Linked DNA regions of Homo sapiens: region 1 is linked to region 2. Evidence: chromatin contacts called from ENCODE Hi-C or POLR2A ChIA-PET data. All regions are on one chromosome and are shown on one strand. Each heading gives the region's core, a stretch centred on a gene start or an enhancer-like site at or near the end of the contact. The rest is flanking DNA. Distances are from core to core; before and after follow the strand shown.

Region 1 (6,834 bases), core at 2,860-5,359, 150 kb after region 2:
TCACATGCTCCTGTACATTCCTCATCCCTGCTTCAGTCACTCTGGGGTTACTTGTTTGCGGGTGGCCCAAGGTAGCCCAGCATGGCCAGAACCCAGCCCTGTGGATGACCCTGCTGGATTCAAATGCTAGCTCCGCCTCTTAGCTGTGCAACCTTGGGCCTCAGTTTTGCCATCTGGAAAAAGGGCATAGTGATGGCATCTACCTCACAGGGTGGTTGTGAGGAAGAAGCAGTTTAATACAAGTACTTAGAAAGACATCTGGCACCAACTTTGCACTCAGTAAATGTTGGCTGTGCCATTACACTTGTTCTCTCTCCCACAGAACACAGCAGGTGCTCACTTCACATTTGCATGCTAAATCAGTGCAGCCCTTCAAATATGCTCATGAAAATGAGCAATGGGGGGGAAGGCTTAGTTAATTCAGATGCTCCTCGACTTGGGATGGGGCTGCAGCCTGATAAACCCACTGCAAGTTGAAAATATCATTAAGTCAAAAGTGCATTTAGTGCACCCAACCTACGGAACATCATCATAGCTTCGCCTCGCCTCCCTTAAAGGTGCTCGAAACGTTTACACTCACCTACGTTGGGCAAAATCATCTAACACAAAGCCTATTTTATAATAAAGTGTTGAGTATTTCATGTAAAATTATTGTACTCTGTATTGCTAAACTGATAAAAGATTAAAGTTCAAAATTCCAAGTATGATTTCTATCAAATGCCTATCTCTTTCGTACCATAATAAACACGAAAAGTCCTAAAATGAACCATTGTTAGTCGAGGATCATCTGCAACGGAAAAATTTTTTTAAAACACAACAGTAAAGAGTGATTTACAACTATGTAACACACACACACACACACACACACACACACACACACACACACACACAGTCCAATACCCTGGCTTGGGGAAAAGAAAGAAACAGACCGTTTAGTGTGGTTTTGTTAGAAGGATGGGACAAAAAAATAATTTTTCTTCTTTCTTGTTTGATGTGTTTTTTTCTACTCTTCTTTAATAAGCATGGTTTCAATTTAAATGGGAAAAAAAATAACAAAGAATCTAGAGAAGGAACCCGCAAGCCCTTTCTGTTCCATAGAGTTTTCCCACAAACTGGGGCAGGGGGTGGGGTAGGTGGGGTGTGGCGGGGTGGACAGAGAAAGAGCTGCCCTTTAGAAGTTAAGCAAGAGCAGGAAAACCATCGTGTGCCGGGCGGGGGTAGGGTGTCAGCTTGACCAGGGGAAGTTGTGGCAACTAATAACAAAGCAACTCCTCTCCCAACTCTGGGCATGGCAAGACATGCCCCCACTCCCCAGACCCCAAGATGGAGCTAGCAACCCTGCCTAATGCCACGGCCCTGTGTTTCCCTGCAGCGTAACACGTGTCGCACGGCAGCGTCTGTAAAGAAAGGGCCTTGTCCGGGCGCGGTGGCTCACGCCTGTAATCCCAGCACTTTGGGAGGCCGAGACAGACGGATCATGAGGTCAGGAGAATGAGACCATCCTGGCTAACACGGTGAAACCCCGTCTCTACTAAAAATACAAAAAAATTAGCCGGGCATGATGGCGGGCGCCTGTAGTCCCAGCTACTCAGGAGGCTGAGGGAGAATGGCGTGAACCCAGGAGGCGGAGCTTGCAGTGAGCCGAGATCGTGGCACTGCACTCCAGCCTGGGCGACAGAGCGAGACTCTGCCTCAAAAAAAAAAAAAAAAGGGCCTCACCACCTGCCCCCTACTCGCGTATGTTACCTCGCCTCACCTGCCTAACCCTGAAGACCTGCCTGCAAGCAGTAAGGTACTACTGTTAGCCCCATTTCACAGACGGGGAAACTGAGGCTCAAAAGGTGTAATAATTTGCCCAAGGTTGCCCAGTTGATCAATGACAGAGTCTGAACTTAATACCATTTGGGCTGGATGTGGTGGCTCAGGCCTATAATCCCAAAGTTTTGGGAGGCCAAGTCGTGAGGATTGCTTGAGTCCAGGAGTTCAAGACCAACTTGGGCAACATAGTGATAGCTCATCTCTACAAAAATTAAAAAATTAGCTGGGCATGGTGGCATGCACCTATACTCCCAGCTACTCAAGAGGCTAAAGCAGGAGGATCTCTTGAGCCCTGGAGGTTGAAGCTGCTGTGAGTCATGATGGTGCCACTGCACTCCAGTCTGGGTGACAGTGAGATACACACACACACACACACACACGCAGATTTTAACACCATTTGGTTTTATCCTTGTCTGTGATGTCTGTGATTTGTCATCTTTTTTTCCATTTCCACTAAAGTAGATGTTAACAAATGGAAGGCTGGAAGAATGGATGGATGAATGGGTGGGTGGATGATAAATGGGTGGATGGATGGATGGAAGGAAGGATGGATGGATGGATGGATGGATGGATGAATGGGTGAGTGGATGATAAATGGGTGGATGGATGGATGGAAGGATGGATGGATGGATGGATGGGTGAGAGATGGATAATGAGTGGAGGGATGGATGAATGGATGGATGGGTGGGTGGATGGAAGGATGGATGGATGGGTGAGAGATGGATGATGGATGGAGGGATGGATGAATGGATGGATGGGTGGATGAATGGATGGGTCGGTGGATGGATGGAAGGATGAACAGATGGATGGAAGGATGGATGGATGGATGGAAGGAAGGATGGATGGATGGATGGATGAGAGATAGATGATGGCTGGAGAGATGGATGAACAGATAGATGGGTGGATGGATGAATGGATGGATGGTTGGGTGGGTGAAGGATGGATGATGGATGGAGGGATGAATGAACAGATGGGCAAATTAATGAATTAGTGGATGACTGGGTGGGTGGAATGCATGCATAAAATAAATGGGTGACTGAATACAAAAAGAACTAACTAAATAAATAATGATGAAAGGCAGAGGGCACTAAGAGGGTTTCACCTTTCAGGGTTTGTTCCTGGACATTGAATGTGCCCTTTGGAAAGATTGCAAACTGGCAGTTATCAGGGTAAATTGGGCTGCAGACATATTTTGTTTGATCTTCACAGGGTTTTTAATTTTTTGAATTGTCATTATTTTAAAATTAGGAAATTTCACATTAAAAATCTAGATTTCTGATTTCTCCTGCAAAATTGGGCCGGCACCCATACCAGGAAATAATATACCAGGACTGACGGGGCTGAGCCTCTGAGTGCTCACGGTCCCCACTGCTCCACAATGCAGTCCTGCTATTGGGGTTGTGTCCACTGCCATTTATCATGGCAGTTTGGGCTGGTGTTTTTCTCAGTACCATTACAAGGAAAATGAAAAATCTCTTACAGGTGGCTCTTGGTCAAAAGTGGAAAATGAACTTAGGTAAAGAGGAAATTGGGAGAGAAGTATTTCTTTGTGGCCATGGAGAACACTCCTGTGGATTCGATGGACCAGCAATGCATCTTGCCTGAGTGGTTAGGGGCACAGATGCTAGAGCCTGATGGCCTGGGTTCAACCCCCGGCTGTGCTACATACCGGCTGTGTGGCCTCGTGCAAGTCACTGAACGTTTCTGGCCTCAGTTTCCTCATGTGTAAAGCAGAGGTGGTGTCAGTCCCCACCTCATAGAGTGTCAATGATTTTCTCTCCGTGGGGCTCTCTAGGTGTGAGCTGCTATTATCTTACACAGGGCTGGCTCCCGTCATGTGTGTGATCTGCCTACCCTGAGCGTCCACAGCAGCGGTTCTCAACCAAGGTCAACTGTGCCCCCCAGGGGACATTTGGCAATGTCTAGAGACATCTGGGGTTGTCACAACTTGGGTGGGGAGGGGCTACCAACATCTTATGGGTAGAGGCCAGGGAGACTGTGAACAGCCTGCAAGGCTCAGGACAGATCAGCAAAAGATTCTGCTGCCCCGTGTACTCCGCCCCGTGTACTACGTGCTGAGGCTGAGGAACCCGGATCTACAGGAGTCCAAGTCCCCAGAGGGGCTGAGCTATGGCCAGATATCTAGGAGTCCCTGAAGGCTGCCAGAGGTGATTCCCTCTAGACGTGGCAGGAGCCATTCCCTCTGGCCTGAGCCACCTCAGCCCTCAGGATCATCAGGCCCCAAGTAGTGCCCCGTCCCAGGGTGCCTGGCCCCAGCCTGCTCCCAGCCCCATACAACAGGCAAGAAATGTGTCTGTCCCTAGCGCCTCCTGGTGGCCCAGCCCTAAACTACATGACTCTTCCCAGCCCAGGGTGGTGGGAGGGGAGGATGAGGACGTACCTTCCGGGTGTTTAATCCAGACTAGTTGGGAATGTGGGAATTTAAGGTCATGGAAGGCGGTAGCCAATGTTTCAAAGACAAATTGACATAGGTTTGAATCTCAGATCTTCCACTGACCATCTGGGAGGCCTTGGACACATCCCATGACTCTCCTGGGCCTCAGTTTCCTCATCTGGAATGGGGATGATGTTATTTATGTCACAGTTTCGTTGGGAGGATTAAATTAAGTGCATAAACAGATGAAACATACGAGATGCTTAGGATTAAATTAAGTGCATAAACAGATGAAACATACGAGATGCTTAGGATTAAATTAAGTGCATAAACAGATGAAACATACGAGATGCTTCACAAGCCTCCTCTCGGATACTTGTTATTGCTGTGTTCATAGCAATTCATAGCCACTTGTGTTTGATGAATTTCCAGTGTACTCAGAGTGATTTTTTTCACTGACTATCAACAAATAATTTTGCTGCAAAGAAATACAGATATGGGAAAGGATGCACAATATATTATCAAATGACCACAGGCCTCAGAAACATTGTATACAAACACTCTATCTGTGTGTGTGTGTGTGTGTGTGTGTGTGTGTGTGTGTGTGTGTGTGTGCGCGCGCGCGCGCAGAGAGAGAGAGAGAATCTTGGTTGTTAACCAGCCTGGAGTGAACACGACTCACTGCAGCCTCCACCTCCTAAGCTCAAGCAATCCTCCCACCTCAACCTTCCAAGTAGTTGGGACTACAGGCACCTGCCATCATATTTAGTAGAGACAGGGTTTTACCATGTTGCCCAGACTGGTTTCAAACTCCTGGACTCAAGTGATCCTCCAACCTTGGCCTCCTAAAGTACTTGGATTACAGGTGTGAGCCACTGCACCCGGCCTGATATATCTATATTTTAAAAATATGTACTTTCATAACATGTATGAGAAACAAATACCTCATTTTCTTAGTATATAAAAATCCCTAGCAGATCAACAAAAAGACAATTATCCAAGAGAAAAATAGACTAACAATTTGAATGCTTTGCCACCAGAAAAGAAATATAAACAGTCTTTGAACGTATTTTTTAAATGTCCAATCTAACATATAAACAATGAATATGTAGATTAGAACTATGGTGAACACCTTTTTCCCCTATCGGCAAGGCCAAGATCAAGAAGTCCAATCATACTTGGCCTTGGCTAGGACGTGGGGAAACCAGAGCTCACGGAGGTTGCCGGTGCAAATGACGATTGGTAGGTACAACCTTAGAGAGCATTTAGACAACCAGCGTCAAAATGTTTAAACGCACCTGCCCTATGACTGGGCGATTCAGTTGCTAAGAATGTATCCATCAGAAATAGCTCTGAATACATGGAAAGACTTCTGTGAAAGGGATACTAATTGCAGCATTGTTTGTTGCAGAAAAACCCTGGAAATACCTCCGTGACTATCACCAGAAAACTTGTTAGATAAATTATTATATTCAGACAATGGAATGTGCAAAGAATGCTCTCCTAGTGCTGATCTGGAAAGATCTGCCAAGGTACATTGCTAAGTTGAAAAAAACAAAATCCCAGTGCAGAACAGGGTGTGTGGTGTGCTTCTATTTAGAGAAATGAGTACAGGAATCCACGCACATATTTGCTTATCTGTGTTCTGGATGTCTCTGTAATGATCCCCAAGAAATGATAACCAGAATGGATTCTGGGGAGGGAAGCTTGGAGTTTTAAAGCTGGGGATGGGGGTTAAGGATTAGAGGGAGAAGACCCACTGTAAATCTTTTGGTATCTTTTGAATTTTTGCATATGAATACAATCCCTTGTTAGTTTTTAAAAATGGAACTTTTTAATGCATTGATAGATGACAGAGAGAAAAATGCCTTGAAGGATATGCTCCAACGTGTCAATAGCACTTATCTCTGGGTGGCTGATGTGAATTAGAAGCGACTTTTATTTTGTTCTTTTTTTATTATTTCTCTAATCAATTATTTATTTTGAGACAAGATCTTGCTCTATCACCCAGGCTGGAGTGCAGTGATGCGATCACCACTCATTGAAACCTCTGCCTCCTGGGCTTAAGTGATCCTCCCAGCTTAGCCTCCTGAGTGGCTGGGACTATAGGCACTTGCCACCATGCCTGGCTGATTTTTTATTTTTAATTAAATTTTTTTTTGTAAAGACGAAGTCTCACTAAGTTGCCCAAGCTGGTTTTGAACTCCTGGGCTCAAACGATCCCTCTGTTTCAGCTTCCCAAAGTGCTAGGATTACAGGTGTGAGCCACTGTGCCCGGTCTGTTCTTTTTAAAAAATACAGAGACAGGGTCTCACTTTGTCACCTAGGCTAGAGTACAGTGGCATAATCATAGCACCCTGCAGCCTTGATCTTCTAGGCTCAAGTGATCCTCCAGCTTCAGCCTCCCAAGTAGCTGGGACCACAGGCATGCACCACCACTTCTGGCTATATTTTGTTCTTTTTACTTAGATTTTCTAATTTAAAAAAATAATTACCAGCCGGGTGTGGTGGCCCATGCCTGTAAATCCTAGCACTCTAGGAGGCCGAGGCAGGAGGATCATTTGAGCCCAGGAGTTTGAGACCAGCCTGGGCAACATAGTGAAACCGCGTCTTTACTAAAA
Region 2 (6,262 bases), core at 1,107-3,606:
CAGTGTGTGGAACAGGGTGAGCGAGGGAGAGAGACTAGGAGGACGTGAGGGCCAAGAGGCCGTGGGGGGCGGATCCTGCAGGGCCACGTGGGCTGTTAAAGGACTTTGGCTTTTTCTCTGCAGGACATGGGAGTCATGGAGGGTTCTGAGCATAGAAGGGACGTGGTCTGACTTCAGTTTTCATGGATCCCTCTGGCTGCAGTGGAGAATGGGCTGGAGGGGCCAGGGCCAGGACAGAGGCAGGGGGGATAGTGGGGAGGTGATGGCAATAGTCCACCCTCTGTTTAGTGATCCTGGTCCTTCCCCGCTCTAAAGCCTTCCTGACTTCCCATCGCCTCTGGACAAAGCTCAAACTCCTTAGCGTGACATTCAAGGCCCGCTTACCTGACTCTAGCTGCTCCCTGCCCCGGCTCCTCACTCTCCACAGCATCCCAACCAGATATCCTTCCTTCCCTGCTCCACATGCGGTCCACCTTTGCCCGTGCTGTTTCCTCTGCCAGGAATGCCCTTCCTGTCCCCCTTTGTGACCCAGTTCATGTAAGGCTGAGTCCCACAAGCTAGGAGATAGAAAAGGAAGGAATAGAGGAAAGGCTGTTCCTGGGGAGGGTCAGGGAGGGCCAGGTTTCGGCTCCCCTCTTCTTCCTGGAATTCATCCTCCATGGCCTCCGCAGCTGAGGGCAGGCTCAGGAGCTGGGAGTGGGGCTGTAGCCCACACGACCATGCTGTGTGACCTTGGGCAAGTCACCCACCCTCTCTGGGCCTTGGCTTTTCTGCTCTGTAAAATGGGGAGGATCCTGGAGCTCCTCATGGTGGTTCTGTGCACCCAAGGGCTGTGGCAACTGTGGGAATAATGGCATCCTGGGGAAGACATAACTGCACTTCCTTGCCCAGCCACGACAGGCCAGCTCAGGGTGGCCCTGAGCTGATGCTAGGGGTAGCTTGCAGGAGGGGTGCCCTCTGAAGCCCTGAGCATCTCCAGTTCAGTCACCCCTGAGTGACCTGAGCACCTACAGTGTGTCCAGCCCCAGCACTGTGCTTGAGCACGGACAGAGGCCAGACAGCCTGGTTTCAAATCCCAGCTCTGTCACTTCCTAGCTGTGTGATCTGGGCAAGTAATGTAACCCAGCTGGGCCTTGGTTTCTCACCTGTGACATGGGGACAGTAAGAGTGCTCTCCTCCTGGGAAGCTCAAAGAAGCCAGTGTGCTCCTATAAATACCATGCTCAGTGCGTGGAGGAAGCAGCTTATCAAGGCCAACTAGCATTTTTTTTATTATTATTATTATTATTATTATTATCACCACTGTCATTTCCTGGCTTTGTGGCCTCAGGCATCACTTGCTTCACTGTGCCTCAGTTTTCTCCTCTGTGAGATGGGGTAATAGTCCCACCTTCGAAGAGTTGCCATGAGGACTGAGCCTGACGCATGTAAATGAGCCTGGAGCAGAGTAGGTACTCTGTGATTTTTGTTTGTTTGTTTGTTTGAGATAGGGTCTCGCTCTGTTGCCCAGGCTGGAGTGTGGTGGCAAGATCTTGGCTCACTGCAACCTCTGCCTCCCAGGTTCAAGCGATTCTCCCACCTCAGCCTCCCAGGTAGCTGGGACTACAGGCGTGCGCCACCATGGGCGGCTAATTTTTGTATTTGTAGTGGAGACGGGGTTTCACCATGTTGGCCAGGCTGGTCTTAAAACTCCTGACCTCAAGTGATCTGCCCGCCTCGGCCTCCCAAAGTGCTGGGATTACAGGCGTGAGCCACCGCGCCTGGCCTCAGTCTGTAATTTCTTAAGAAAAACATTTCAAATGCAGAATTTATTTTATTCACTACCATAAGTCATCACTGATATATGAATAGTCCCTATGAAATCCTTTGTTATTCCTCTAGTCAGACAAATGCTCGTTTGGTTTAATCTGACTTAACAAATTAACGAGATGAGGAAGAAAATTCCAGGCCTTGGGACATTCACTGAAGCCCAACCAGGCACCAAGAGACACATGTCCTTCTAGTCCTTCTAATGAAGAGTGGAGGAAGATCAACACGATCCTTATTTACACTTCAAGTCATTATGACTCTGCAGCTGGGTGACCTTGGGCAAGTCCCTTCCCTTCTCAGACCCTGAGTCTCTTCTTTCCTAAAATAAGTGTGATAGCTTCCTACCTGCCCTGTCTAGCTCACAGGATTATGGTCTGGCTCCAAGACATCACGGCTATCATTTATTAAGTCCCTCCTGTATGCAAAGTCCCTCTTCCTGACCACCCTGCCTCCTTCCAGGAGGGAACTGGATGCTGCTTGTTTTCAGGACAGGACAGTGAGGCTGGGGAGGTGGCGGAGGATGCTGCCCAGGGAGAGGAGGAAGTAGGGGGCTGGGGCTGGCTGGGCTGACGCAGCTGTGATGTCAGACACCCGCCACAGGCAGCCGGCCCAGTGCTAACTGTGCGCTCTCTGCTGGTCTGGCCTGGCGCCTGCCCCCTCCTCCCCCCGCCACCCCCCTTAACCCCTTCCCGGCCTCCTCTTCCCAGACGGCCATCCCCCAGGCCCAGCCTTGCCCACAAGATTCCCAGATTTCACAACTGGGGCTGGCGCTGAATCATGTACAGTAAGTCCGGGGAGAGAAACTCCCGGCTGCCTGGCGTCCCCGGGACAGGACAGCTGCCAAGCCTGCCCTCCCTCCCAGGGGCCCACCGGCAGCCAGGGATCATCCCCTCTGGGCCCCTGACCAGCTAGGGGGTGATGGGCGAGACACACAACCTCCCTTGGCTGTGCCAGGGATCAAGGGACCGTGTGGTTTCCAGGGAACCTTCAGGCTCTGGAGGGATAGGGGCAGGCCAGGGTGGTGGGAGAGGGGTCGAAGTGGCCTTGTATTCAACCACGGCCTGCCACCAAATCACTGGTGACCTGGAGCAGTCCCTAACTGTAACTCTAAGTTACGGTTTCCTTATCTGGAAAGTGGGGATAATCACAGCCCTGACCTCACAGGTGGCTGGAAGGACTCTGAGAAGATCTGTGTACAGTGCTTACCGCAGGAAGCGCCCAATAAATATTATTATTATTGTTGTGACGTCGAGCTGGTCATGACACGCTTTAAGACCCTGGAGAAATCATCCAGTTCTTTGGAGGACGTCTCCCCTGAAACACCCACCCCTCCCGCTGTGATACAAATTACATCTTATCTTTTCAAAACTTCTTCAGTACATCAGCAAACATTTATTGAGCACCACTGTGTTCCGTGCCTGCTACCAGGTCCTGGAGATACAGCAGTGGACAAAACAGAAAGACATTTAAAAGCCCTCTGTTCTCGTGGAGCCTGTATTCTAGCTGAGGAGAATCAGACATTTGAGGTCATTTCAGTAAGTGAGCAGGGCTCCAAAGGAAATAAAGCAGAAGGTGCGATGGAGAGAGCCTGGGAGGTCCCCTCTGATGGGGTGACATTTGAACAGAAGCCCCAACAAAGAGGAGAAGCCCACGTGCAAAGGCAGGGGGTGGGAAACGGTGCTCCAGGCAGAGGGAACCGCAGGTGCTAAGGCCAGGCTGTGGGATCCTCTTGTTGAAGGCTCAGCAAGGGCAGTGTGGCTGGAGCAGAGGGAGTGAGTGAGGGGCAGAGGGGTGGGAGGTGAGCTTAGTGGGGCCCCCACCCTGGAGCAGCTCTCCTAATGCCAGGCTCTTCCTGAAAGTGGCCACCTGGTGCCTGACTTCTACCTGTAGGGGCAGCCACCTGACAAGGGCCCAGCTTCTTCCCATCCGGGGTCCCAAGGCCCCGGAGCTGCCTGCTCACAGTAGAAAGCCTCATTCCCAGGAACCCCACGGAGGGCCAGGCTCCCCGCCCCTGCCCTTTGCTCAGGCTGCCGCTGGGACTCCCCTGCCCCTCCCGGAGGATGTGACCCTCCCTGCCTCTCAGCCGCTCAGAGTGTGGGCATCTGCATCTCGGAGTCTCAGTGTGCCCACCTGTGAGATGGGCACCATGTTGCCTCAGGGAGGGAGTAAAAGGAGGAAGGGAGCTCTGGCCTTAGTATCTGTCCCCTGAACCCTGGAAGAAGGAAAACATCGGGGCTCACTGGGGACCAGGCTGTGCGTTCATAGCTGGACGGAGAGCTCAGGCGTGTGTATGTGCGTGTGTGCATGTGTGTGCATCTGCGTGTGTGTGCATGTGTGTGTGTGCACGTATGGGGTGGGGGAGACGGGGGTGGCATCAAGACCCAGGAGCCACAAGAGTGAGGAAGAGGGAAGGGGTGGGCTTCCAGGGACAGGGGGCAGTCAGAGCCTGGTTCTGGCGCCCAAGTGGGGATTGGGGCAGGGGGAATAAGAGGCCTGCCCTCCCTCCTGGGGGCCCAGCGGCAGCCAGGGATGATTTCCTGGGATGTTTTAAAAATCATTTATTTCTAGAAAAGTCTTTCATCATTTCCCTTCAGGTCACGGAGGCTGAGATGGCTGACGGGGTAGGTGGCTGTGGCCTGATGTGTCACTTTTGGCCTCAAACTGAGGCAATGGGGACGAAGTGGCTGCGAGGCGCAGTATCTGGCATATGTGTGAGAAACAACCACAGTGCCCTGGGGAGGGGCCACGTCCTCACCCCGCACCGCCAGGGTCTCAGCGTGTCTCCCAAAGGTCATGTGGGCCTTTAAGAGGTGGTTGGGTCCTGAGAGCTCTGCCCTTATGAATGGATTAGTATCATTATTGCAGGAGTGGCTTCATGATGGAGAGAGTGGATTTGTCATGAAAGTGAGTTCGGCCATTCCTTGCTGTCTCACGTGCCACCTCTTGCCATGGGATGCCCTCGCCATGGGATGACAGCAAGAAGGCCCTTGCTTGAGTGAGCCCCTCCATCTTCGGCTCTCCGGCCTCCAGGACTGTTAGAAATACATCTCTGTTCTTTGTAAATTACCCAGGCTGTAGTACTCTGTTATAGCAACACAAAACAGACTAAGACACTACTATGTAGATGAAGAAACAGGCCCAAGAGGTGAGGAGTGTTGTCCAGGTCTTCTGGCCAGAGGAGCGGCAGAGATGGGATTTCAACCCTGGGACTGTGTGGCTTGTGACCACTCCTAGCTTCAGCCCTGCCCGGTGCTGAGGGGTTTGGGGCCAGAACGATGGCCAGATGTTTGGGCACACTGGGCCCTACCCACCTGGAAAGAGGCTGGCCTGGGGTTGAATGAGAACCAGAAGTGACTCAGGCTAGGACCCCTCTGCACCCTCCCTCAGGCCGTGGGTAATTACCTGCCCAGGTTAATAGCGCCCACTTCCCGCCACCTTTCATCAAGGCTCCTGGAGCTGCCAGGCAGTAATTAACCCTCACAGCACCCTTCTGAAGTCAGCACTGGAGGCAGACGTGTGATGAAACACGTTTATTACAGGTAGGTAAACTGAGGCAGAACCCATTGCAGCCTGGGAGCCTAGCCTGTTGTTCCCCTGTGACTCAGCAGCTCAATCAATCTCTGCTTTCTTCCCACAGGAAGCACCAGTTAGCCCAGATGCTTCTCATCTTTGGAGTTGAGCTGCAGGCTGGAGACCTGGAAGGCCCTCGCAGCGCCTGCTCCCATCCTCTCACCTCACGAAAGCGCAGGAATGTGGGTTTGGAGCCAATGAAAAGTACTGGAATCTGGCTCTGCTCTGTGACCCTGGACAAGTCACTGCCCCTCTCTGGGCTTCAGTTTCCTCCTTGGTAACACAGAATGATTATACCTACCCCTTGGGTTTGTTGACCTGAATCTACCCCTCAGTCATTGCCTTTCCTTCTTGCTGCAGCCACACTGGCCCCTTGACAGTTCCTTGAACACAACAAGCCCTTTCCCACCTCAGGGCCTTTGCATGTGCAGTGCCAGATGCCTGGAATGTCCTTCCTTCCAATCTCCCCATGGCCGGCTCATTCTCATCTTTCTTGGCTCAAATGTTACCTCCCCAACCTAGACAGCACCGCTGCCACCTCTTCACCCCGTCTTACTCTTCTTCAAGCACTTCTGGAGGTATCTTGCTATTTATCTTGTTTATATCTTTTTCAGCTCCATGAGGGCAGGGGATTTTGTCTGTTTCATTCACAATGTGTTCCCAGAGCTCAGCACAGTGTCAGGCACACACTAGGTGAGTAAGAAACAATTGCTTCCTCTACCTCTTCCCCTGCTAGCCCCAAGTTCAGCTAACTGGCTGTGTGACCCTGGGGATTGCTTTTCACCTCTCTGGTCCCTTATTCTCCCTTGTGGACAAAGGATGGCCTGGGCATGAGTTTCTTCAAGGACTCGGGTAGCAGTGAAATCCCTGGGACCCTAGCCTCA

The links. Hi-C counts contacts between places; a loop is a spot of excess contacts on that map. ChIA-PET counts read pairs that join two places held with the same protein, here RNA polymerase II (POLR2A). Pooled maps may share reads with other maps.
Region 1: a map of right lobe of liver shows a loop between it and region 2 (4-fold over the local background). The contact joins two enhancer-like sites. A Hi-C loop is called at or near these places in 23 of 168 maps with a recorded cell type or tissue (HepG2, IMR-90, K562 and 16 more) and 20 of 50 pooled maps. POLR2A ChIA-PET finds 5 or more read pairs at or near these places in 2 of 52 experiments (HepG2 and PC-9).

What each region holds. Positions count from the first base shown.
Region 1 is chr20:50,456,787-50,463,620 of GRCh38, forward strand. No RefSeq gene overlaps it. Among named protein-coding and RNA genes, the nearest start is that of PTPN1, 50 kb to the right of the region's middle. RefSeq lists enhancers at 927-1,455, 3,405-3,905 and a silencer at 4,117-4,236. Within about 2 kb of position 4,110, at least 22 of the 41 ENCODE cell types and tissues checked have a DNase peak (open chromatin) inside an H3K27ac peak, as active enhancers do; they include adrenal gland, gastrocnemius medialis, heart right ventricle and 2 more, where a contact is called at or near this core.
Region 2 is chr20:50,306,360-50,312,621 of GRCh38, forward strand. LINC01270 (long intergenic non-protein coding RNA 1270) reads left to right here. Exons shown (of 5, transcript NR_034124.1): 3 at 5,446-5,655; 4 at 5,993-6,071. It overlaps LINC01271 (long intergenic non-protein coding RNA 1271), which reads right to left. Exons shown (of 3, transcript NR_109950.1): 3 at 4,352-4,890. Among named protein-coding and RNA genes, the nearest start is that of LINC01271, 12 kb to the right of the region's middle. RefSeq lists enhancers at 2,175-2,686, 2,687-3,197. Within about 2 kb of position 2,357, at least 31 of the 41 ENCODE cell types and tissues checked have a DNase peak (open chromatin) inside an H3K27ac peak, as active enhancers do; they include adrenal gland, gastrocnemius medialis, heart right ventricle and 2 more, where a contact is called at or near this core.